Regions from separate parts of the Mus musculus genome. Here regions 2 and 3 are each linked to region 1. A link is a loop called in an ENCODE intact Hi-C map of the cell type or tissue named here. Cell type or tissue: left cerebral cortex. All regions are shown on one strand. Each heading gives the region's core, and the rest is flanking DNA. Links, peaks and the distances in the headings are about the cores only.

Region 1 (7,751 bases), core at 1,180-6,179:
GGCATTGAGCACGTGTTGGCCTTGGACATCTTGATCCGGAACCCCTGTGTAAAAGAAGAGGACATGCTGGAGCTGCTCAAGTTTGATCGGAAGCAACTTCGATCCGTTTTGAATAATTTAAAGGGAGACAAGTTCATCAAATGCAGAATGAGGGTAGAGACTGCTGCAGATGGGAAGACCACCCGCCATAACTACTACTTCATCAATTACCGCACTCTTGTTAATGTAGTGAAATATAAGCTGGACCACATGAGAAGAAGGATTGAAACAGATGAGAGAAATTCCACCAATCGGGCTTCCTTCAAATGTCCTGTCTGCTGCAGCACTTTCACTGACCTAGAAGCCAATCAACTGTTTGATCCCATGACAGGTGAGACCTTCCCAGATGATGAATCAAAGTAAGATGTGTACCCTTTTTTAATTTCAGTTGTTCTAAATTGTAAGCCAATTGTAGACTTTCTAGGAGTGCGAATCGGCATGCAGTCTTTTGCAGGCTGTCTTCCTTCAGAAGGTTACTTATCCATGGAGTTTTCTCACTAATGGCTCTCCTGAGTTCCCCCCTCCCCCGTCCCAGATTTTATTTACTGTGGCAGCCTGATCTGAAGGTGAGTTCTCTACTTTGTGGTTCTTCTGACTTTACTTGTGACCTCATTCTTAAGCAACTTCTTTTGGTGTCTGTCTATTTATGTCAGTCACCGACAGAGCAGCTCATAAGCATATCACACATAATGTGCTTGAGAGTTGCTAGTGGACATGCATTGTGCTGTTAGGAGTGTGTAACTAGGATGCGTGATCTGCGTTTGGGGAAGGTCTCTAGAAGAAGGACTAGGTGAGACCCAAAAGATGAAATGAGAATTAGCCAGATCAAATAAGAGGGGAACCCTTTTTAACTTAACAAATGGATCAATAGTACAAATCAATTAGTGGAAAAGAATTATTAACAACATACATAATTTGCCTCATTTAGTCAGATACTTTATTTTTAAGAATTTTCATTAGAAGTTTTGAACCATGTTTTCCAAAAATACAGAATATATGACATTAACACAAGAAACTTAAAGGGCTGGGCTAAATGGTTAATTTCAAGCTAAGCATGAGACAAGTTTTGTCATATACTTGGTGGAACAGTTTTGTCTTATTACCTTGCTTTATCTAGGAGAGGGGTTTTGGTTTTGGTTTGGTTGTTGTCCTTTTGCTTTTTGAGACATGGTCTCTCCGTGTTACTCAGACTGGAACTTACTTGAACTCAATGTTGACCTTGAACTCCTATTGATCCTTCTGCTCAAAGTCTCCAGAATGCTATGATTATGGCTCCCCTGCCTTGCCTAGTACATTGGTTATTTTTGTTACTGTGGTAAAACAGCATGCCCAGTACTGACTGGTGAAAGGAAAAGTTTATTTTGGTTAACAGTTCGAGAGGGAGAGCCCATAATGGTGGAGAAGGCATGGTGGCAGGCGGTTGGAACAGCAAGCTAAGATATATCTTCATTTACATGAAACTGGGGCAATTAGCTATAGGTGGACTGATGTTATAAACTCTCAAAAGTCTGACCCCAGAGACATCCTTCTCTGGCAAGGTTTCACATCTTAAAGGCTAACCTCCCCAAATTATACTGTCAACAGCCTATGGGGACATTTCTCATTCAAAAGCCCACACCTAATTAGGAGAAATCTTATTTATTTATTTATTTATTTATTTTGGTTTTTTTTTTCAAGCTAGAGTCTACACTATAGTCCAAGATGACCAAGAGCCAATTATGTTACTCAGGCTGGCCTTGAGCTCTTGGTAATCAATTCTACCTCAGGCCCCCTAATATAAGTATGAAGTAGGGTGCTTGGCTGCGAGACCTTGACCATAAGAAAATCTTAATTACCAGGCTGGGTGTAACCATTGTTTGATTATACCAAAGGAATTAGAGTGAGGAACTAGTTGTAATCAACACATAGCCTTTGGAAAGGCTGGCCTGCTTTACATGGAGAGATAGAGTTTATTAGAACCAAGGCCTTGAGATAGGGTAAAGGCATGACAAGATTTTTCTCAGAAAGCAGTCTGAAGCTGAAGCAAGTGTGTTGTAGTCAGTCTGAACAAAGACTGCATTTTCAGTATGAGGTTGATAGTCAGCATGAGTGTGGGAAGAGCGGGTGTGGGAGCGCAAGAAAAGTCACTCCCTTAACCGACGGTGTCATCCAGAGCAACGCTCTGCAGCTTGTGCTAAAGGTCAGGTGGGACCATTCTGCTCGTGGTGCAGCCTGACTTACCATAGCTGGAAATCTGCAATCAGTTAAAGACTTTGAGTGCACTTGCCATCTGATAGTAATGTGGCTTTTATTGGGCTTTACCAAAGGACAAGATTGTGCTGATTGGTTGATAGTAGGCCCCAGTCTACTTGTTAATTCACAGATAATAAGCATTTTTTAATCCTTAAACTTAATACCCCCCATTCTTCCTTTCTCTGTATATCCTCTTTAGAAATTCTTGGTCCCACCCCGCCTCCTTCCTGTTTTGCTTAGTTTTATCTCTTCTACCTTTCTTATGGAGAAAACGGGAAGTAAATGTTAGCAGATTGCAGTGTCCTTATTCTGATAATGTTTATGCACTGTTTAAATTTGAATACCTCTTTCAGTCTCCTGCACAGCTCAAAGTTATCCTATTTTCAAGTTGATACTGGAGGGTCATGATGCCTCTAGTATCATGATAAGTCTAGTGATAGATAGAATCAAAGGCCTTCTTTGGTTTGTTTGTGTTTTGAGAAAGGGACTCAGGTAGCTCTGTCTGGCCTTGAACTTGCTATGTAGCTGAGGATGACCTTGAATTCCTGCTCCTTCTGCCTCTACCTAGGTCCTAGGTCAGTGGTTCTCCATCTTTCTAAAGCTGTGACCCTATAATCAGCTCCTTATGTTGTGGTGACCCCCAACCATGAAATTTTGTTACTACTTCACAACTGTGATTTTGCTACTGTTATGAATCATAATGTAAATATCTGATCTGCAGGATATCTGCAGCCACGGGTTGAGAAGCACTGTTTTAGTCCTGTGTCATTCACTAGCTAAGCGAGGGCCATGCTGAGCTTCTGTTTCTGTTTCTTCCTCAGAGGTTCTTGGGTTGAACCGTGGTCTATTTTAGCCATCAGGGAACCTTCAGTAATTGGATTTGGAGCCTCTCATATTGCTTTACTTTTCATAAAAAGTTCTTAACTCAAAATGTATGGGCAGCTGTTTGCCAGTGAACAAAAGGATGAACTCCTAGGTGAACTCTCCAGGAGCATGGGGAGGTCTGGACTCAGTGAGTGGTAGGATTATTTTATTAAGTCACGTATAGGCCAAGGATTTCCTACTCCAGTATCATTTTTCTCTACCCCTCTCTCCCTTTCCTACAGGTTTGTAGATTTTCTCCACTTATGCTTTGCCTTTGGTCTTTCTGACTCCACTGTACCTGTGGATGTTTGGTATATGTAGACCTTTTTTTTTTTTAATTTCATTTGGAGTAGCTTTCAATATGGCCAACAATTAACTGGCAGCACAACTTGGTCATCACACGGTTCATGTTTGAGAACTGTGCAGTGCAGTTGCCACAAAAAAAAAAAAAAAAAAAAGGAAAAAACCCAACCCCAAAAATCAAAACCCTAAAGATGTTTTAAGTAAATTTATGATTTTTTTTTTTGGATTGCATTCATAGTTAGCATATGGCTAGTGGGCTGGAGATTGGACAAGCCTCGGTAGTCTTTGCCCACCAGTTCTGGGTTTCAGAAGTTTAATCAGACAAAAATAGCTGTTTCAGTTCCAGAAATATGGGGAGGTTATATAATTAAAACAGACATGACATGAAATCTCTCAGAGCAGCAGAATAGCATCTTGTGGTTCCTAAGTGCATGGTTCAGATTTAGCAAGCTTTCTAACAATGTAAGTAGACTTAGTATTTCCATCCTGACACTCTCTGCCACATGTGATGCAGCTAATGGCACTTCTGAGTTAAGTTTAGCAATGTGTGTTAGTCTCTTTTTATATGTTAGGGTTAGATGGAGTGGAAATAGCTTTCTGTTTTCCATTTTAATTTAAAAATATGCACCCATAATTTCAGAGAAAAATTTCAAGAAGAAAAAAAGAAATCACCAACAAAACCACTGGCCTTTTTATATATTACCTATATTTATTATTGTAGCTTAGAATATTTTTGGTCTCTTGGTTCCTTAAGGTACCATATTCTTGGTTCTTTTGATAGTGTTCAGATATAGTTAATAGTCTGGCTTCCCTGCTACATGAGAGTTCTTTGATTTCCACACCCTCCCCCCTACCCTTTGTAAATATGATGCATTGTATTCTTTTGTATATATTGTATTTTATTCTTGCTTAAATTTTTTTCATTAAGATTATTGCTAATAGAATGTAGTTTTGTGGCATCTAAAATGTGTATGTGGCACTGTGGTTTTACTGTAAGTGGAATAAAATTCTCTAGTGTTAGAATGAGAAATGTGTTGGAAGCCTTGATTCCTGATTATTACAATAGTATTACTGATTAGCAGAGACCACCAAAACCCATTTTAAATAAACTTTGAGATGGGGGTATTAGAAATTCTTAAAGGAATACATATATGTAATAAGATCTTTTTTGTTTGTTTGTTTGTTTGTTTGTTTGGTTGGTTGGTTGGTTGGTTGGTTTTTTCGAGACAGGGTTTCTCTGTGTAGCCCTGGCTGTCCTGGAACTCACTCTGTAGACCAGGCTGGCCTCGAACTCAGAAATCCACCTGCCTCTGCCTCCCAAGTGCTGGGATCAAAGGCGTGCGCTACCACCGCCCAGCATGTAATAAGATCTTAACATCAACAATTAGAGATGATATAGTTAAGTCATCAAACGATGTGCATCTAGGTGCCACACATGCATATGTTGTACTGTTGGAGGTGGAAGATCTACAAAGGAATATTACAAGTTTAGGGATGTAAAGACTGCTAGGATGTTCTCCACAAAATATCAGAGAGGTGTGTCGTTGCCTTTTGTGGAGGTTAGCTTATTTTCTGTGCTTCCCTGGAAAAATATAGTCGATTTTAAAATTAGCGTGAAGAAGTGTTAACTAGCTAAATAAAATCTTTAGTTATATAACTCAAAAATAGCCAACAGTAATTGAGGATAGTGGTTCACACTTGTAATCTCGGATCTCAGAAGGCCAAGATAGGATGACGGTTGTAAGTTCAAGGCTAGCCTGAACTAGTAAGTTCCAGGCCATCCTAGGCTAAAGAGTAAGAGTCTGTCTCAAAGTCAGCAATGGGAATAGACCTCTCTTGATGAGTTAGGAGTAATTGAGAATGTTCGAGTAAACTTGACATCGAAACTGTTAGATGATCTGTGAGACTTGCTGATGTGTTAATGTTTGCCTTGACACATTAAAGATGGGACAGGTTACTTTGCTCAGTCTTCATCTCTTCCTGCTTGGAGCAGGAGATGGAGGTCTTGTAATCAGTGTTTGCCGTCCCTGCCATGAAAGCACAAACTCAGATGACATCTAGGATTGTTTGCTTAATTCCCGAGTCCTTCTTAGAAATCATCCCCAAGTGGTATTAATTAGAGAATTATGTCAACAAGCTACTGATTAGAAGAAAGGAAGGGATGGGAGAGAATATTTGCTGCAGTGTGAGGACTTGCGTTCAAATCCCAGGTCCCCTTGTGAAAGCTGGTGCTGGCTGCGCTTGTTTGCAGCTTCAACTAGTGTGCTAGGGCAAAGGCCAGGGACCTTGCAGGCCAGCCAGCCAGCATAGCCTAAACAGCAAACTGTTGGTTCAGTAATAGCGCCTCAAGGGAATAAAGCAGTGACGGAGAAGACTATCCAGTGACCTTTTCTCTCATCAGTGTAAATGTGGGTGTGTCTACCTGCACATGCGCACTTGCACACATATACGTACACCATATACATAAGCACACACACAAAAGTTATGGAAATATGGTAAACAGCAATATTCCAAACTTTAGATTTTTTATTTTAAAATTCTGTTCTATTTTTTAAATGATTTATTTATTTTTAATTCTCTCTCTCTCTCTCTTGCTCACTCACTCTCACTCTGTGTGTGTGTGTGTGTGTGTGTGTGTGTGTGTGTGTGTGTCTCGGAGGATATGTGCAAAAGGAGCTATCAGTGCCTCCAGAGTTGGGAGTTACAGGGGGTTCTAAGCTACCTAGTGGTATGGAAGCTGGCAAACCAAACTAGCCTCTGCAGAAGCAGCAACTGCTCTCAAGCTCTGAACCATCACCCCAGCCCCTCAGCTCTACCTTTGGTCTTTTGTTGTCTTGTCTGCCTGTTTGTTTTGAGACAGGGTCTCACTATGTAGCTTTGGCTGACCTGCTGTGTAGACCAGGCCTGCCTCTACCTATTGAGAGCTGAGATTGAAGTCATACGTGACCACACCTGGCTTTTGATCTTGACAGTTTGAGAGCTCTGTTTAGGGTTTTTTTTTTTTTTTTTTTGTATGTTGATAACTAACATGTGAAGAGTTGCTTTTTGGTTTTGATTCTGACATAATATTCAGTTGATTATTGTCTTTCAAATATGCCAAAACCTCAGACTTTCTGCCTGCCTACTACATTTTGAGATGAATTTGATTGAGCCTGATTTAGAAACGTGTTGGGAGCTTTGGCAGTCATCTAAGTACCATAGTTTATGTTGTCAGTTTTTTAATTTGTCCTCCAGGCATGCTGCATTTCCCCCTCTCTATAATGAGTTCCAGAACCTAGGAATAATTGTTGGTGAGACTAGCTAAATGTCCATTTGAGGGAGGACCAAAGCTGGCTTCCTTGATAAAATCACTCTGCTGGTAGGCATTGTATTTTGTATATCATCAGTATATTTAATATTTCCTCGGTTTAAAAAAAAAAAGCTAAACCTGTCTTATCTTGGCCTTTTATATATACATTTATTTCTTCATGTTGTACAATGAATTGTTAAGGGATGAACTAATTTGTTTTTATGATAGGTACAGTCATGAAATATATAACTGTTGCTGTCATGTTTGTTAGATATCATCTATTTTCTAATATCCAGTTAAACTGAAGCCATTTGCATTAGGAAAGTAGTTTGGAAATTGGACAGAATAAAATGTGACTTTTTGAGATTTCAATATTTACTTAATATTTTGATATATGTATCCTCCTAAGTGAACTCTTGAATTTAAAGCCTGTAACTGTGACGAAGTGAGAGGGTAAGCGCTATGAAGAAGTAGGTGGCAGCTGATGACTCTTAAGGAGCACATCAGGTCATGGCAATTGTTCTTTCAGAGTGCTCCCGATCTTCCTTCCATACTCAGAAAAGTCAGTCCTACACGGAGGCCTTGCAGATTTGGGACTATTTCTCCCTCTGTCCCATATTCACAGCAGCCATCTTATTTTAATCTTATGAGTAGTGGGGATGGGTTTGCTTGCCTTTTTGTAAGAGCCATCCTTACTGCCCAAATACCTATGTGACTTTCTCCCCTTTTTTACTTCTTTGAAGTGTCCCTTGAGTTCCTTGTATAAGAAATGAAATAATATCCTAGTTCCTTCACTGTTTTTTCTCTATCTTCCTTCCTTTTTTCATAATACTTAAGTTATTTCAATAATATATATTATCTATCTATCTATCTATCTATCTATCTATCTATTTGATCTTGAGTGCCAGGAATAGTGCGGAATAGGATTGGGTAGATTAAGAAAGCATAGTGTGGAAAGGTGTGGGGACCTCAGACCTACTGTTTTTGGTTGAAGTTTATGTGCAGTAGTTATGTGATCTTCTTG
Region 2 (7,751 bases), core at 1,762-6,761, 84 kb before region 1:
TAAGAGGGGAAACGCTTCTATAGGACTCCAGAAAGATCTAGAACCATGAAAAAGCCTACATCTGTGAATGTCTATAGCGAGTTCTCTGGAGAAACAATGCTCTGATTTACAGTGTTTGCTGATATCTGGGGTATGAATACTCTCAACTATATTTTATCTTTCTCTCCAACAATAACTTTTTTTTCTGGTAAATGATACATTGAGTGCCTTCTCTTGGATACTGCGATCTGGTTTTGAGGCTATTCAGCGGGCGCTACATCAAGTCAGAAGCACTGAATAGAGAGGGAGAGAAATGCCTCACTATTCCACCCCCCCCATTAATTTATGTAAATATCTACTTCTAATACCCCAGGCTATCTTTTTGCCAGGTGAGAGTATTAATATGGGTAGGAGCATTTTGAACAAGGCTGTCCAAAGGTTTCTAAGACTAATGGTCCCTAAACAACTGTTGAAAAATTCTGACCCAGAAAATATGAAGATAGCACATTGCTGTTTGCTCTGGGGTTTAAGCAGAAGTTTTAGACTGGTCTGTCTTTGCTGGCTGGCATGGCCTTTTGATAGTATGCAAGGAAAATAATGAGTGCTAGGCTAATACAGACAGTAAACCAGACAAATAAAAAAATTAAACAAATAATAGTAACAGAAGGACTATCGGGTGGCATTTATTACATGATTAATCTGTTCTGACATTACACACTCAATATGTTAAATAATGAGACATAGTAATAACCTGGCATGATGGCACACACCTATAATCCTTTCTCTTGGGAGATAGAAGCAGAAAGATGAGGGATTCAAGGACACTCTAGCTACAAAGCAAGTTCAAGGTCAGCCTGGGCTTCATGAGACATTGTCTCAAAAAATAAACAAAAGAAACATATAGTATTATAGCATAGGTTGTATATTATATTATTATTTTTATGTGACAGGCCTTCTGTGAAGGGACAAAATGTTGTCATGTCTTAAAATTAATTTTATATTATTGCCTGTGATTTCATGTCCTCAGTTTACCAGGTCTCTGGTATAGTTGAAGCTAATCAACTAAATTCTTTCCATTTTGTGCCAAAAATCAATCATCTGTATCTGAAATAAGGGGGTCATTGAGGGGTCTCAATCTTGGCTTCTCCTTGTGATGAGTCATCTTCTTTTTCAGATCATATTAGGAGGCCTCTATGTTATGTTTCCCACGTCACTCTTAGAGACCCGGACAATGTTAAATTTCCATTGCTAGCTGAGGAGGTGCACAATCTCGAGAGTCAAACACTTGGGGGGTTTTAACCGTGGTTCTGCCACATAGCACCATGAAGTAATTATCACCATCTGACCTGTTCCCATGCTATGTAATTGCCAGTACCTTAGTGTGTAATAAAGACAAAAGGGTGTATGCAATGTACCTAAGGCTGGCCTTGGCTATCAACTGGTGCTCCATAACTCTACACTCACTCCCTGGCTACCAACAATCTTACTGTACCTGTTTGCAAGCAAACAGCTTGCCCTGGAATTTATTAATCACAGTGTAACCACCTGGCACTCGACGATCTTCATACCAGGCAACGGGAATCAAGAAATCTCGAGGATTGGCCAAGCCATTTGCTCCTAGAAAACACAGGAACCCAAACTCCATTTAGGTATTTCCAAAGTCGAAGGAAAGAGGCCCACAAGGGAATCTTCTTCTGTGTCACAAGCCATGCCACAGGTTACTTTCTTCACCAAAATCCTTGCTAGATTCCCAGTCAGGGCTCTATAGCTCAGTGCCTGTCTAGTGTATGTGAGGTCCTAGGTTCAACCCCAAGCACTCCGGAATCTGTTGGATCCCAGTTTGGTAGATGTGTCAGAAGAGCTTAGAGATTTGGTTGGAAAAGAAAATTTCAAAAGTCCTCATAAGCAGTGCCATGTCCTGGAACTGAAGAGTGATTATGTTCATATGGCTTTTGTATGTGTGTTACATGTGAGGAAAAGGGAGAGGGAGAGAGGGGAGGATCCAAGGAAACTGCAGATGTCTGTCCAAGGAAGCACTGGGGACTCTCCTACATATCCTCAGACCCTGATCTCATACAAAAAGGTTATTAGCTACTGTCCCAGGCAGGCCTCTGTCAGCGAGCCAGAACTCAAAAGCCAGAACTATAAAGCTGCTGTCCAGCCTAAAAAAGTATCTGCTTGCCATTCAGGGAGGAAGAACTGACAACCTGCCTGCTTAGCTTTGTTCAGGAGTGAGTGTTCCCTCCAGAGAAAGGAAATAAATCAAAAAGACAAAATATGAAAAAGCGTAAGTGCAAAAACATAATTTAACTCAGAGAGGAAAGGCCTGGGGAGTGTTTTATCATTTCCAGCTCCTGGGGTTAAAAAAAAAAAAGCGCCCAGCTGGTTAGTAAATTATATATATTTTCCAGAGGGTACATGCTCTGTGGAACCTGGAGGCTCTGCTGCCTGCACAGCAGCAGGAAGCTAGACCAAAGTGGGAAGAGTGGGTGGCAAGCAGGATGACAGACGGCCCACCATGGCTCCAGCTGCCTCTCTGCTGCCTCCCACCTTCCTCTGAATATTTGGAGCCCCAGGGGAGTGACCAGAAGGCACATGCTGGCCTGTCCTTGTTGCTCTGAAAAGCTGTTGACAGGGAAAGAAAGAACTGGAAGGTATGGCCCAAGCAGAAACCAGTGGCCGATTTCTCCAGCTCTCCTCAAGAGAGGCTTGAGAAAAACTGCTTCTAAGTTCATCTCTTCCCTCCCGTGCATCCTCCCTTCAGCTGCTGGAAGACTAGGAGCTGGGAGAGCTTGTCTGGAAGCTTTAATCTGTCGCACAGAGACTGTTGTTTCCAGCTCCCTCATAGAATGTAGGAATATGCTTGTTACTGTTAAGTGTATGGATTTTGTGAAGTGTGCTCAGAAGGAATGTGACGTTCAAAGATCATGTGTCACCCAGTTCAGTTCATATTTCCAAGGCAATAGACTCCATGACATTTTTTATGGCTGGAAACACACAGCTCATTGACTGAAGAAAACATTATTCACAAAGCTTATTCTCATCTGATACATTTGCTTAAGCTGTTCCCTTTCCGCTTTACTTCTCTTTAATATGCCATCAACAATTAATTGAATCTCAGGGCCAAGGAGCTCAGATGGTAAAGTCCTTGAGTAGCAGAAAGCCCTGGGTTCAGTGCCCTGCACCGCATGGGGCTGGGCATGGTAGCAAACACCTATAATCCCAGCACCCAGGAAGAAGTTCAAGGCTGTTCTTATCTATACAGAGAATAAGAGGTCAGCCTGGGCTATGAGAGACTCTGATTTAAAAAAAAAAAAAGAATTTAATCAAGTCTCAAATCTCATCTTTGGTAAAGCTATTTTTGTTAACCCCTTTTGCATCCCTTATAATATAAACATCTAACCAGAAACCCATTAAATGACTTTATTGCCATTGTTCTATCTTATTGTTTTAGAGGAACGTATAATAGATTGGTTTGGACCATTTTCTATTGTTCATATATCTTGTAGGCAGGCATTTTGTCTAAGGAAGTTGTCTGAAGGGGGAAGTTGAAGTTTGAGTGTGAGAGCCAGGAAGAGATGGGAGGAGATGAATCTCAAGCAAGGCTTGGGGTGAAGATTTACCGATGGGTCCCAGGTCAGGTAACTCAAAGTGGACACCATAGACCTCCAGGATGTAGCCCCTGGTCTCCTCAAAGACATCGACGCTGAATCGCATTCCTCTCTGGAGGACAGAAGCGTGGCATCATCAATCATATTCTTGCAGTTATATGCAGAAATAAAGTGCTTGTGTTCCCAAGGATGCTGTTCCAGGTGAGCAGATTAAAGATGGGCCACAAAGGAAAAAAAATCTAATTCCTAATCATACCAATAATTAATGTCTTATTGGGTCCAGAGATAACAGCAGCCCCCAGTTAGCCACAACTCAATATATTTGTGAATACCTTCACCGTCTCCTGTCTCTGACACAGCCTGAAGCAGACTACTAACACTTAGGGAAAGGAAGTGGTAACCACTCTCTGCTTGGTGATTGTGCGCTATATTAAACAAAGCAGGCACCAAGCCCGCTTACCCCGAAGCCTTCTGTTTAACTCTGACTCCTCCCTATGGTCGCCCAGACATGACAGAGACATTTTAGGGTTAGAAATAGCAGCAACTGAAACATCTGATTGCTCCCAAATTAGGGAGAAGTGGTGGGGAGAGGGGGGCTCAGAACCAACCTGAATGACGCAGATTTCATTGGGCTGCAGGGACATCTTGCCAAACTCGGTGTAAATGAGAAGTTTCCCTTTCTGGGGAACTGGGAGGAGAGGGGAAAAGACCGTGTAGTAGTGAGCAATCCTGTTCAAAGGAGAACCCGAAAGCTTAATGCTTGTATTTGCTTGTTATTGCGAACGAGGGGTCTCTTAGGGGTGAACTGTATTCTGACAATGTCAGTTAGCTATTTTACTGCCTACAAGATTTTGAAAATTCTTCAAAATCTCTATCTTCTTTCCCACTTTGAGGAGCCTGTAAATATACACTTTTGTGAATTGACCCAAAAGGGTCATAGAAATAGCACAGAAAACTACTCTTTTCTGACATTTCAGCCAGAATGCTGGCATTTGCATGTCTGCTGACTACAGGGGAATGTTCACTCCTGAATACTAAAACTAAACACCACAAAACCTCTCACGGGTCTTAGGTTTTAGATGGTCTCATAAAATTTGTACCCGAACTGTGCGTGGTCGTTGATGACAAATGGGCTTTCCTTCAGAGAGTTTAAAAGCAAATAGAATTTTCCTAATAAGTTAGTCACGTTAGGAATGCCATTTCATTCCATTGCCAAGATCTCCCACACGGGAGATGCCCAGCAGAGACAGCCATAGGCAGAAAGCCCAGAATATACGTTGGACACTTTGAGGTACACTAGGAATCTTTTCCAGACCACCAGTGGTGTCTGGACCTCACTCTTGTAGACGGGGGAATGCAGGCAAATAAAATACAAAAACAAAACAAAACAAAACAAAACAAAAAAACCCAACTGGAATATAGCTTGGGGCTAGGGAATCAGTCAGTCTTACCAACCAGGAACTTACCAATCAGGAAATCCCCATCTGAGTTGTAAAAGCACCTGAAATTTACAGAGTACTTTCTGTGATTTTCAGCCTTAACACATTCTGGACAAGTTTATTCATTCCGCAAATTATTATTTAGTGCCTACCATGAACCAGGTGCTGGGTATAAAGTGATCAGCGGAAGCTTCCCTGTGGAGCTTAGAGTCTGACAGACTTCCACAGGAAGCACACAATTGCGGACTGCCCTAAGGGCAAAGCGCAATGATGCTGCGAAAGTCAAGTTCAGGGGCATGAAGGAATAGGGACCTGAACTGGTTTGGGGAGACAACAAAGGCCTCCTGCCCACTGATGAGGCTTTGGACAAGAGATCTGTTATCATCTAGGCAAGAGGAGAAACTCCTGGCAAAAGAAGAAGCACGTTCAGGCGCTCTAAAGCAATGAGGCTAATGGGGCTGCTACAGAGAAATAAAGGGAAGCCAACGTGGCTTATGTGGAGTTCGTGCGTGCGTGCGTGTGTGCGTGCGTGCGGGGGGGGGTGTGGGGGGGATTGACCTCATACAAGGCTAGACCCAAAGGGAGGTCTCCAATGCTTCCTACCAGGCTGCGATCTTGGCCTTGATTCATGACTCAAAAGTGGAACAGCTAAGGGAGGAGAGATGGATGACTCAAAAGTGGAACAGCTAAGGGAGGAGAGATGGATCTTCAGTTAAGAGCACTTGTTTGTTGTCTAAAGGAGCCAAGTTCTATTCCTAGCACTCCCATGGTTGCTCACAACCACCCCTATCTCCAGTGCCAGGGGATTCAACTCCCTCTTCTGGTCTCTACAGGCACCAGGCACACATGGTACACAGATATATAGGCAGGCAAAATATCAATATGCATAAAGTGAAATATAAATAAAAACAATCTTTTAAAAGTTGAATAGCTCGCATACATTAATTAAGTCAGCAAGATCAGAATTCAGTTTGAAGAACAAAAGTGTAGTTCGAGGGCAGTGGTTCTCAACCTTCCTCACGCTGTGACCCTTCAGTAAGTACAGTTCCTCATGTGGTGGTGACCACCAACCATGAAATTATTTCGATGCTGCTTTATGACAGTCATTTTGCTACTGTCATGAATCGTAATGTAATGTATATCCTATATGCAAGGTATCTGATATGCGACCCTCAAAGGGGTCTTAACACCTAGGTTCACAACCACTGTCCTAGAGGTTGCATCCAAAGCCGCCATGATGGTCTGCTTTCCAAAGAAAAGGCAGGGATATCATTTACTTTTTAAAGGAAAACAAAACAGAATAGAGAGGCCAGTGGTACAGCCGACCATGTAAAGGCATCTGCCACCAAGGCTGAGAATCTGAGTTTGATCCCTGGGACCCACATGGTAGAAGGAGAGAAGTGATTCCTCAAGTTGTCCTAGTTTGTGCACATAGGTGCTGTGACATGTGTCCTCCTTAAAGACCGCAGGATATGAGCTAATTAGTATGCGGTACATTAAGCTTGCGCCGAGCTGCTAAGCTCTTAGCAAAAGCCAAGTCTGTTACTTTGCCTACAGAACTGCTCGTGCAGCTTGGCTTTGGACTTGAACCCTAGCAATCCTTAGACATTAACTCTATTTGTCCCCAATCTGCCTACGTGAGCCGCTCCTTCGTCACAAGGCCCTAACCTTTCCTTTTCTGCCTACACTGTTCCTGACATTCTTGTATATGTCACAAGAGTCTGTCAAAATAGAAATTCATATTTAAAAAAAAAGATTTTATTTATTTTGTGTATATGAGTACAATGTCGCTGTCTTCAGACACAACAGAAGAGGGCATCAGATCCCATCACAGATGGTTGTGAGCCACGATGGGGTTGCTGGGAATTGAACTCAGGACCTTAGGAAGAAGAGTCAGTGCTCTTAACCCACTGAGACACTTCTCCAGCCCCCTCTTAATTTGTTGTTATCAATGAATACATATCGACATTTCTCTGAGAGGGGAATAATTATAAAAGAACTGTGTTTGCACACGAGTTTACTAGGTCTTCACTCTCTGGCTAATAGATACTTAGGGGATGAGTATGTCATGCCCCAACAGTTGAGCCTCTTACCTGTTCTCCATGGAGGAGTTACACAGAAAAATGTGCACAGCAAGGCCGTTGTTAGACTTGATGTCTCCTGCTCCACATAAGGTGTACAAACCCTGGGAGAGGGGAAACAGAATGACTAGTGCTTTGAGGCTCAGGCCTACCCCTGGCCCCTGAAGCCTAGTTTTGTAGTCTTCCCTTTGAGAATGCCCTAGGGGCCATTTGGGATCAAGGCTTCCTGAAATGTATTGACTTATACTTGGTAGACTGTGTCCCATTCGAGATGATAGCCGAGACCTCTTAACGGCCACATCAGATGAACTTAGAGAACATGATGTCATTTCTTTAAATGAATTCACAATGGACATTTCATTATGATTAAGGGAACCCTTCAGGAAGGAGGGGATATCTGGTAGATGGATTTTGTGGGGAGAGGGCCTGAAGCTTCCCTTGACATTTAGGGCCCCCTCAAATCCACACTTCCCTGGGAGCAGCCCTCTCTCATGAGGAAGGCCAGGCTACTTTCCCCAGAACAAAGCAGGGGAAGACTTTGTAACTGACTACAAGTCCTTCCGCTCTGGGACCAGATGATACAGTGCAGGGAGGCCTGACATGAGGGTGGGGGTGGGGGAGCAGAGACTTCTTACAACATC
Region 3 (7,751 bases), core at 1,762-6,761, 51 kb before region 1:
AATTAGCAGTAACTTGCTGGGTGTACATTGCAGCGCCTTTTCCTTTGCACACCCTAAAATAAAGAAACAAACAAGAAACTAAAACCTCAGACTGAAAGGAGGTATGGGGATTTATAGCAACAGGCACGTGTTTGTTAGAAAACTCCTTCCACAGGAGTCAACATCATCTGGGTTATCTATATAGTGTGTGTTTGGGGGGGTGGCATTGGGCTATACACAGACAGTCTGGTCTCCAGTTGAGCTGAGGTCTGAACCCTGGAGTGGTGATAATTCACCTACATGGCACGGTAGGTGTCCCCTCATGTATCCTGGAACTCAAGGCTCCTGTTACTGCCCCCACAGCCCCCACAGGAGAAGTGTGGCTAGTAGTCATGTAGACAATGTCCCAAGCTTCTGACCTTCAGGCTAGACTCCTCCCAGTTACCTAGCAACAGTAAAGATAACAGTCCACCATAAGAGGGGCTGCTTGGCCCCACCTCCCTCTCTTACTCTCTTATTCTCCTCATCCCCTCCTCACTCTCTCTTTCTCTCTAACCCCTTACTCTAGTCTTTCTTCTCTCTCTCCTTTCTCAAATTCTCTCCTCTTGGTCATGGCCAGTCTCTCTCTCTTTTATTTTTTCTCTTTCTCCCTGCCTTTCTACAATAAAGCTCTAAAACCATAGACTGTCTCTGTTCATCAAGGCCTGCTGCACTTGGATGATGGGATAGGCTTTCCTCTAATGAGCCATTTCTAGTCTCCCAATGGAAGGCCTTCCTGTGCTCCAGTCAAGGCATGGACTAAGGACTCTTGCCTTCCTGGGAACCCCTCTCCCTCAGCCCTTTCTCCCATAACCCCGGGGCTGAGGGTGTCACCCTGGGGCCCCAGGTTGGGGGCTGCCCCTTGTCTACCATCTCCCCCAACCCCCAGGAGAGTGGGGTCAGTGGTTTAGATGCCCACCTGGGCCGAGTGGAAAGCATCTGGCAGCCCTCCCACTTCCACCTGCCCAGAGCATAGGAGGAACTCTGGCTGGACATGGGCTATCCTCCCTCCCCCTCTTCCCCCTGCCCCCTTAGTTCCCAACATGTGTGTGTGTGTGTGTGTGTGTGTGTGTGTGTGTGATGTGTGTATTTGCATTTGTGTGTGTAGTGGCTATTCCTGGTTGTCAACTTGACAATATTTGGAATGAACTACAATCCGGAATTGGAAGGCTCACCAGTGACCCTTATCTGGAGGCTTGGAGATCCTTATCTGGATCTTGGTTTGAAGATCTTGAGCCATAGTGGCTATGGATTCCAGAAGATTGAATCTCCGAGTTTAAGGAACACACCTTTAATCTGGGCTACACCTTTCATCTGGGATTAAAGGTGTGGTGGAACACACCTTTAATCTGGGCTACACCTTCTGCTGGAGACAATATATGGACATTGGAAGAAGGGAGTCTAGCTCTAGCTCTAGCTCTTGCTCCTGCTCCTTCGCCTGCTTGCTGCGTGAGACTGAGTAACTGCTAGATCCTTGGACTTCCATTCACAGCTGCGACTGAATCATTGTTGGGAATTGGGCTGCCGACTGTAAGTCATCAATAAATTCCTTACTATCTAGAGACTATCCATAAGTTCTGTGACTCTAGAGAACCCTGACTAATACAGTGTGGATACAAGAAAAGAAGGGCTGAGTTAAGGACAGACAGAGAGGCTTTCAGGAGATATTCCAGCCTCCAGTCTTTTCAGAAAAATTCAGTGGAGCCTATTGTGGCTGCCATCTCTTAGGTTTAGAACACAGAGGGGGAAATTAAGTTTCTCAACAAGATAACTTACAGCATCCCTTGAAAAATTTAAAACTTCTATGGTAAAGACTGCTTTATTGATGGTAATTGATAAAGATCTCAGTTATCGGGTTAATGGTCCATAGACCACCGAACTAGGGACCATGTAACTGCTAGTTTGAGTGAAGTCATTCCTGTTTCTTGGGAAATGAGTGCACAGCTGATATTTATATGCTGGCCTACAAACTGTGAGAGCCATGGTGGCTCGATATGTCAGTTGCCCCAAGCCTTAGATGCATCAGAATCCCATTAGCCTCCTTGAACGTCTTAATTCCCTCTCTGGAAATTTATTTACGAAATGGTTGCATGAAATCATGCTTATGATCCTTTGGGCAATTTGAGGATGAGCAGCAGATTCCATAGCGTCTTGACCCAGTTACTGCTCATCCATTGTGACCCCAGACTCATTCCTGCAATGCTTAGCACACCGGACTGGGCTATCCTCCCTCCCCCCTCTTCCCCTATTCCCCCCTTAGTTCCCAACATGTGTGTGTGTGTGTGTGTGTGTGTGTGTGTATGTGTGTGTGATGTGTGTATTATTACCCCTGTGTACCTTGTGTCTCGGCCCATGGAAGTTATCCAGTGAGCATCTGTGGGGAGTTTCTCACACAGGAGGTATGCATGATTGCCATGGTGACTGGGACTCGAACTCCCTTTGCTCTAACTTAAACAGGAGTTGATTTTAGCCTAAGATAAGGAGAGCGCAGCCTTACTGGGTGAGTGAAATATCACCATATGAGCACAGTTCTTTAAGAGATATAAGGAGGATGGGTGTGGGTGGAGGGTAGGCCCTTCAAAGTTCTCGGCAGCAAGCACAAGAATGAGCTGGATGTAACGGACTTGGATGTGTGAGCGACGATCAGGCCAGCAGTGTCTATATTTGGAAAGACTATGAAATGTTATGACCTAGAAAGCAATGGGAGTGAAATTATTCATTTGCCATCAGACACAGTTTTTTGGGGGCGGGGATGGGGAAGGGGGTGTTGCTTGGGGTTGAACTTGAGGCCTCATATGCATACGTGCTTTGCCACTGAGCAATATCTCTCAACCCCTACGTTTTTTTTTTTTTAATCTCTCTGAAAATTTATCAGACCCCCCCCCCCCCAACTGTGAGTTCTATTATAATGAGATTTGTTCCAAGCTGCATGCAGTTTGGAATTATAGCTTTGGGGTAATGGCAGAGACCATCCGCTACCCTGAACCTCCACTGAGTACAATTTTCTTCTCTCAAAATGAGCCTCATGCTCACCACCAACAGGACTGAATTCGAGCTGCTGAGACTCAGTAATGACCTCAAATTATCTTCAGTTCTGTGAACAGAATTGTAGATCAGCGGCGACAGAAGCCGCGGAGGATGACAGAGCCCTCTCTTTTGTTGGGCGGCGGCTTTGTTCCTATCCGCAGGGAAGAAGGGAGGTTTGAGCGCTGTCCGGGCCAGCTGAGCTTTCTGGCAGGCTGGGGTGGATTTTACTGATTAACCTTGCCTGCTCTTTGGAACCGCTGGCCTCTGAACAGAGGTTAGAGGCGCGTTCGAAACGAAGAAAACGAGAGTTAGTGATTCTAAAGCATTTGATTAAGGCTGTCCTCTAAGGAAAAAGGAAAAGAATACAGAAAGAACAGCTGTCGGTTGGGAAGGCAGCCACCCAAAGCTCTGAGGGGAAGAGTTTAGGGGAGGAAGGGAAGGTGGGACGGAGCAATTTTGAATCCTTGTTCCCCCTGCCTCCTGGAAGTGCACTAGCTTAAAAAGCAGGTGGCAGCTGCTGAGTCACCATTAGATGGTCGGTCTTCCTAACCCTCCAGGAGCAAAATTAGAGAGGCGTCTGTAAGAGCTTTTAGATGAGGCTTTTTGCCGCCGGAGGCTTCGCAGTGGAGGGAGCTGTGTTTTGCAGCTGCTGTCTCAAGGCTTCGGAGTCCAAGGACAGAATCTGAACTCTGGGTTTATCAGCTGTGAAACCCAAGCTGCACTCCAGCTGCCTCTGGGCTTATGTAAAGATGCACTTTCCGCAACAAAACAAAACAAAACAAAACAAAACCCTGACATTAAGCGAGCGTGTTTATGTTTCCTTCAGCTCAGATTCCTGAATAATTTGATGCTATATAAAAATACGATCTTTTTTCTTCCCAAGAGAATCATATGCACACTTGCTAAATGAAAGAATGCATTTCAGGGGCCCACGTGGCTTGGGTACATTCACTTCTTTAGCAGTTCACTGGCACACAGCTTTTCCATTCTCCCCTGGTCCCCAGGATGTGATGTACTTAGCAGACTCATTTAAAGAGGTTCGAAGTCAGGTTCCAGGTAACACCTGAGGGGGGGAGCACATGGGCACCTTGTTTCCTTTTACTGGGTGTTCTGGAAATAGAGACAAGCATGGGGGCGGGAGGTAGAGAGGAGGGGGGCAAGCCTAGGGCTCCTCTTAAAAAAAAAACTGAAAGGATCTATGTCTTCTGCTAACTAGGTTCTTAGGGAAATTTGAACGTTGCTGTTGCAGGCTGAGTAATGGTGTGAAATGATCATTGTGTCTTATTTTTTTAATGCCTGAAACTAAGAGTCAGGCTTTGAGTAGACTTATATTTAAATAGGCCTAGAACTTTGAAACCTCAACCTCCTGACAAACCATCCTCAAGACGCTTAGTTAACAATGAACCAGGAGCCAAGTGGGTGGCTCAGCCGGTGATCTCTGTACTTGGGAGGTGCAAGAAGAAAAGGGACAGGTCATTCCTCTCCACAATGAGCTCAGGGCCATCCTGCGCTACCCAACACCTTGTTTGGGACTAAAGACAAAAAATGAGACAAAAGGACCAGCCAAGGGACTTGGGGCTCACAATTGTCAGGTAAAGGAAACAAAGCAGAGTTTAAACTGGCCAGAAAGCTAAGAGGTCAGTTAGTGACAGTAAAGTCAAGTACCTGTCCCTAGAAGGTAAATTCATGGTCAAAGACGTAGTTAGCCATCTCATCTCAAATACCTTTCCCTGAGTATGGGGCTGCGCAGAACAGCCTTTGAGTGTGAAGTTTAGAAAGTATCTTCTCACAGCTAATTCTATCTTCCTGGGTTGGCCTGAGGAGGAAGAGCAGACATTTTTCCCTGGAGGCTCATGTCATGGGGTCAAATGCAGTTTTCATGCCCATGTCACTAAGAACCTGACTAGAGGCAGCCAGTTCTTCCCCTGGTCTCTGTCACCCTTGTTACTCTGTCTTCTCTGGTCTCCATTCTTTGAGAAGGAGTCTAAGGAAGGGCTCCCTGACCTCTGGCTGCCTCACCCAAGGCCTGAGGTAGTTTTCCAGTTGTTCCAACATAACTTGGAATGAACTTGGAAAGGTGAACAGATGTATTCCTTTTGCAGATAGAAATACAGAAGCAGCTTTGGGGGTGGTGAGATTCTAGATTGAGTGCACTCGAAATGTAATCTCACATGTTTTGTTAGGACCAAGGTAGAAGGTAATCTACAGAGATCTGAAGATAAAGGAGGGGCTTTGAAGATAAAGGAGGGGCTGAGAGCCAAGAAATGTGGACTCTTTAGAAACTGAAACCAGAGAAATCTTCAGAGCCCCCCAGACAAGCACAACCATGCTCACAGTTTGAGGCTGGCCCCGGTGGGACTGATTTCAAATATCTATTTTCCCAAAGTGCAGGAAGAGTGTGCTGTTTTAACCCAGTAAGTTTATGGCAATTTGGTGTAACCCAACAGGAAACCATAGGTCAATGGGTCCTCTCACAGTAAGAATCATTTCAGACCCAATCTAGTGAGTCAAGGGTTTGCTGGTGGGGCCCGAAGTCCACATGTGAAACCAGCTTTTTATTTGAGGAATGGTCAAACAGAAGTGATGTAGTCCAGAATGTAACAAATTCATTTTAAACATGATGCAATTGTTTTAGCTTTTGACTTTTCTTTCTCTAGCTGTGATTTTATGTAAATATGATTTCACGAGAGGTTGACATAGCCATTGAAATGATGGAAGGAATGAAAGATGCTAAATTTTTATAATGTTTATTGATTGGGATGGGTCTGCTTTGATCTGGCTTTCTGTATTTAGATTTCTGACCTCTGAAATAACCTTTCCTTATGGAGATTAGACAGCAGGCTGGGCAAGCCTTTGAAACTGAGAACAAAGGCCAGCATGCCATTTGCATGTGGTAGCGTTTGCATAATAAGTTGCTTAAAAATTGCGGCAGGACAGGATTTTAGATATGATTTATTTATAAATGGTAAGGATGTTTCCTCCCTTGATGAACTTCCTCTTAGGATTTCCATCAGAAAACAAAAACTATTATGAATTCTCCTTCCTCCACATCTTCAACTGGCATAATGGTCCCCATTATCTATGCCCACTTCCCCCTCGATTCTCATCTACATATCGGTCCCCTCTTGGGCACCTCCATCCGTGCAGCAGCTCCAAGACAGCTGAAATACTAGGTTCCTGGGATTCACAGATCTTTCTGTGTATTATGCATCTTCACACAGGCCTTTCCTCTGGTCTAACTAATCCTTTGTCACTTCACCCAGTAACAGCTTCTTTTGAGAAGTTTTTCCCTTCCCAGGCTGTGTTGACTGCTGTGTCACAAACTAACACTGAATGAAAGCTAACTCTAAATCTGATGTGAAAACAAAGGAGAAAAACTCCTTATTCGGGAGTTTAGCACCTTCACGGTATCTACTAATTAGGGACCCTCTAGGTTTACCATCCCAGCCTTTACTGAAAGGCTTCCTGGCCATGTTCAATTCCTGCCTGCCCTACTCAGCTTGAGCCAATGTGCCAGGGCATTCTAGTTATGGTCGTATACATTGAGCACTAGGAAGAGTTTTAGACACTGGGGACACACTTCTTTTCCCTGACCCAAAGGTCCAACCTAGCAGGTGCCACCAACCCTCTTTTGGGGGCCTGCAATTCAAACTCTTGACTTCTACTACGGCCTCCACCATTTACCAGTAGGGACCTTGGATGAGTCCCCTTGTCTCTATGAACCTTGCTTTCCTTATTGGTTTAAAATAGAAAAAAAAAAAAAAAAAAGCATGTACTCACTAGGTTTAGAATGCTAATGGACCCTTAAAACACCTAGCACATGTAGCACGTGGCCTACTAATTCTTCTCAATGGCACGCTAAATAAAAAGTACTGTCTAAAGCTGAGTCTGGACTACCAAATGGCTAAGTAGATGAAGCACACTGAGCTGGCTGGCATGAAGCAGTCCAGGAGGGTGCAGCCGCAAGGATGATAGAGAGCAGTGGGCAAGGAGACCCAGGGAGAAATGCATGCATCCATTTAGAAGGTGAGCTCTTAATAGGTTCTCAGATCCACACGACAATATTAGGACTTAACAAAGGCAAGGATGCTACTGCTTTTTGTCACCTCTTGCTTGTCACCTCAGCTCAATCACATCTACTACCATTGTGGTGCAGTATCTGATCACGGGGTTTAGGCTGAGCTCCTTCGTGTATGTGTGTGTGTGTGTGTGTGTGTGTGTGTGTGTGTGTGTGTACATTAACATGAGCCTACAGAAGCCACAGGGCTAGAAGAGGGTGTCAGAGCCCCTGGACCTGGAGTGTGAACTGCTGAATGGGTTCTGGGAACTGAACTCAGGTCTTCTGGAAGAGCAGAGAGTATTTTAACCACCAAGCCATCTCTATAGCCCCCAACCCACAAGTCTTTTTCAACTCTGACACCAGGAAACCCCACACATTCTTGCTGAAGAAGGCTAATAGACCTGTCAGACATCTCTTCATTCCAGCTCTTCCATCCTTCCTTCCTTTCTCCCCATTTCTTTTCTGTCCTTTCTTTTTCTAGTGTTGGGGCTTGATGTTCCGTCCAGGTTAAGTGACACCCCTCCCCTAGAACACTCTCCTGTCTTAATCCAAATCCAGCCAGATGGTTTCTTACCTTTAACTCTGCCATTTCCCTTCTGCTGGAGGGAGACCCAGGCCAAGGAGTTTGTGAGGTACCAATGTTCCC

The links. Hi-C counts contacts between places; a loop is a spot of excess contacts. Peaks named below come from ENCODE experiments on the same cell type or tissue, not always from the same donor. Only the 100,000 strongest peaks of a DNase experiment are listed, where the experiment ranks them.
Region 2: a loop joins it to region 1, with 8 times the contacts of the local background. A loop is called at or near these places in 2 of 42 quality-filtered maps.
Region 3: it touches region 1 in a loop (4-fold over the local background); 2 of 42 quality-filtered maps call a loop at or near these places.

The regions. Positions count from the first base shown.
Region 1 is chr16:37,528,340-37,536,090 of GRCm38, reverse strand. It overlaps Gtf2e1 (general transcription factor II E, polypeptide 1 (alpha subunit)), which reads left to right. Exons shown (of 5, transcript NM_028812.4): 2 at 1-370. Among named protein-coding and RNA genes, the nearest start is that of Gtf2e1, 7.6 kb to the left of the region's middle. In left cerebral cortex, for the core only: no CTCF peak of the experiment used is centred there; a DNase peak (open chromatin) is centred at 3,846; H3K27ac peaks cover 1,843 bases.
Region 2 is chr16:37,612,703-37,620,453 of GRCm38, reverse strand. It overlaps Hgd (homogentisate 1, 2-dioxygenase), which reads right to left. Exons shown (of 14, transcript NM_013547.3): 6 at 7,123-7,214; 7 at 5,057-5,091; 8 at 4,199-4,278; 9 at 3,603-3,702; 10 at 1,472-1,596. Among named protein-coding and RNA genes, the nearest start is that of Gm46559, 19 kb to the right of the region's middle. In left cerebral cortex, for the core only: a CTCF peak has its summit at 5,890 (motif pointing left); DNase peaks (open chromatin) are centred at 2,526, 4,138, 4,731 and 5,749; H3K27ac peaks cover 4,548 bases.
Region 3 is chr16:37,580,265-37,588,015 of GRCm38, reverse strand. It overlaps Hgd (homogentisate 1, 2-dioxygenase), which reads right to left. Exons shown (of 14, transcript NM_013547.3): 1 at 7,680-7,751. The coding sequence starts at 7,694. Among named protein-coding and RNA genes, the nearest start is that of Hgd, 4.0 kb to the right of the region's middle. In left cerebral cortex, for the core only: no CTCF peak of the experiment used is centred there; DNase peaks (open chromatin) are centred at 2,605, 3,211, 3,544 and 3,947; H3K4me3 peaks cover 545 bases; H3K27ac peaks cover 2,613 bases.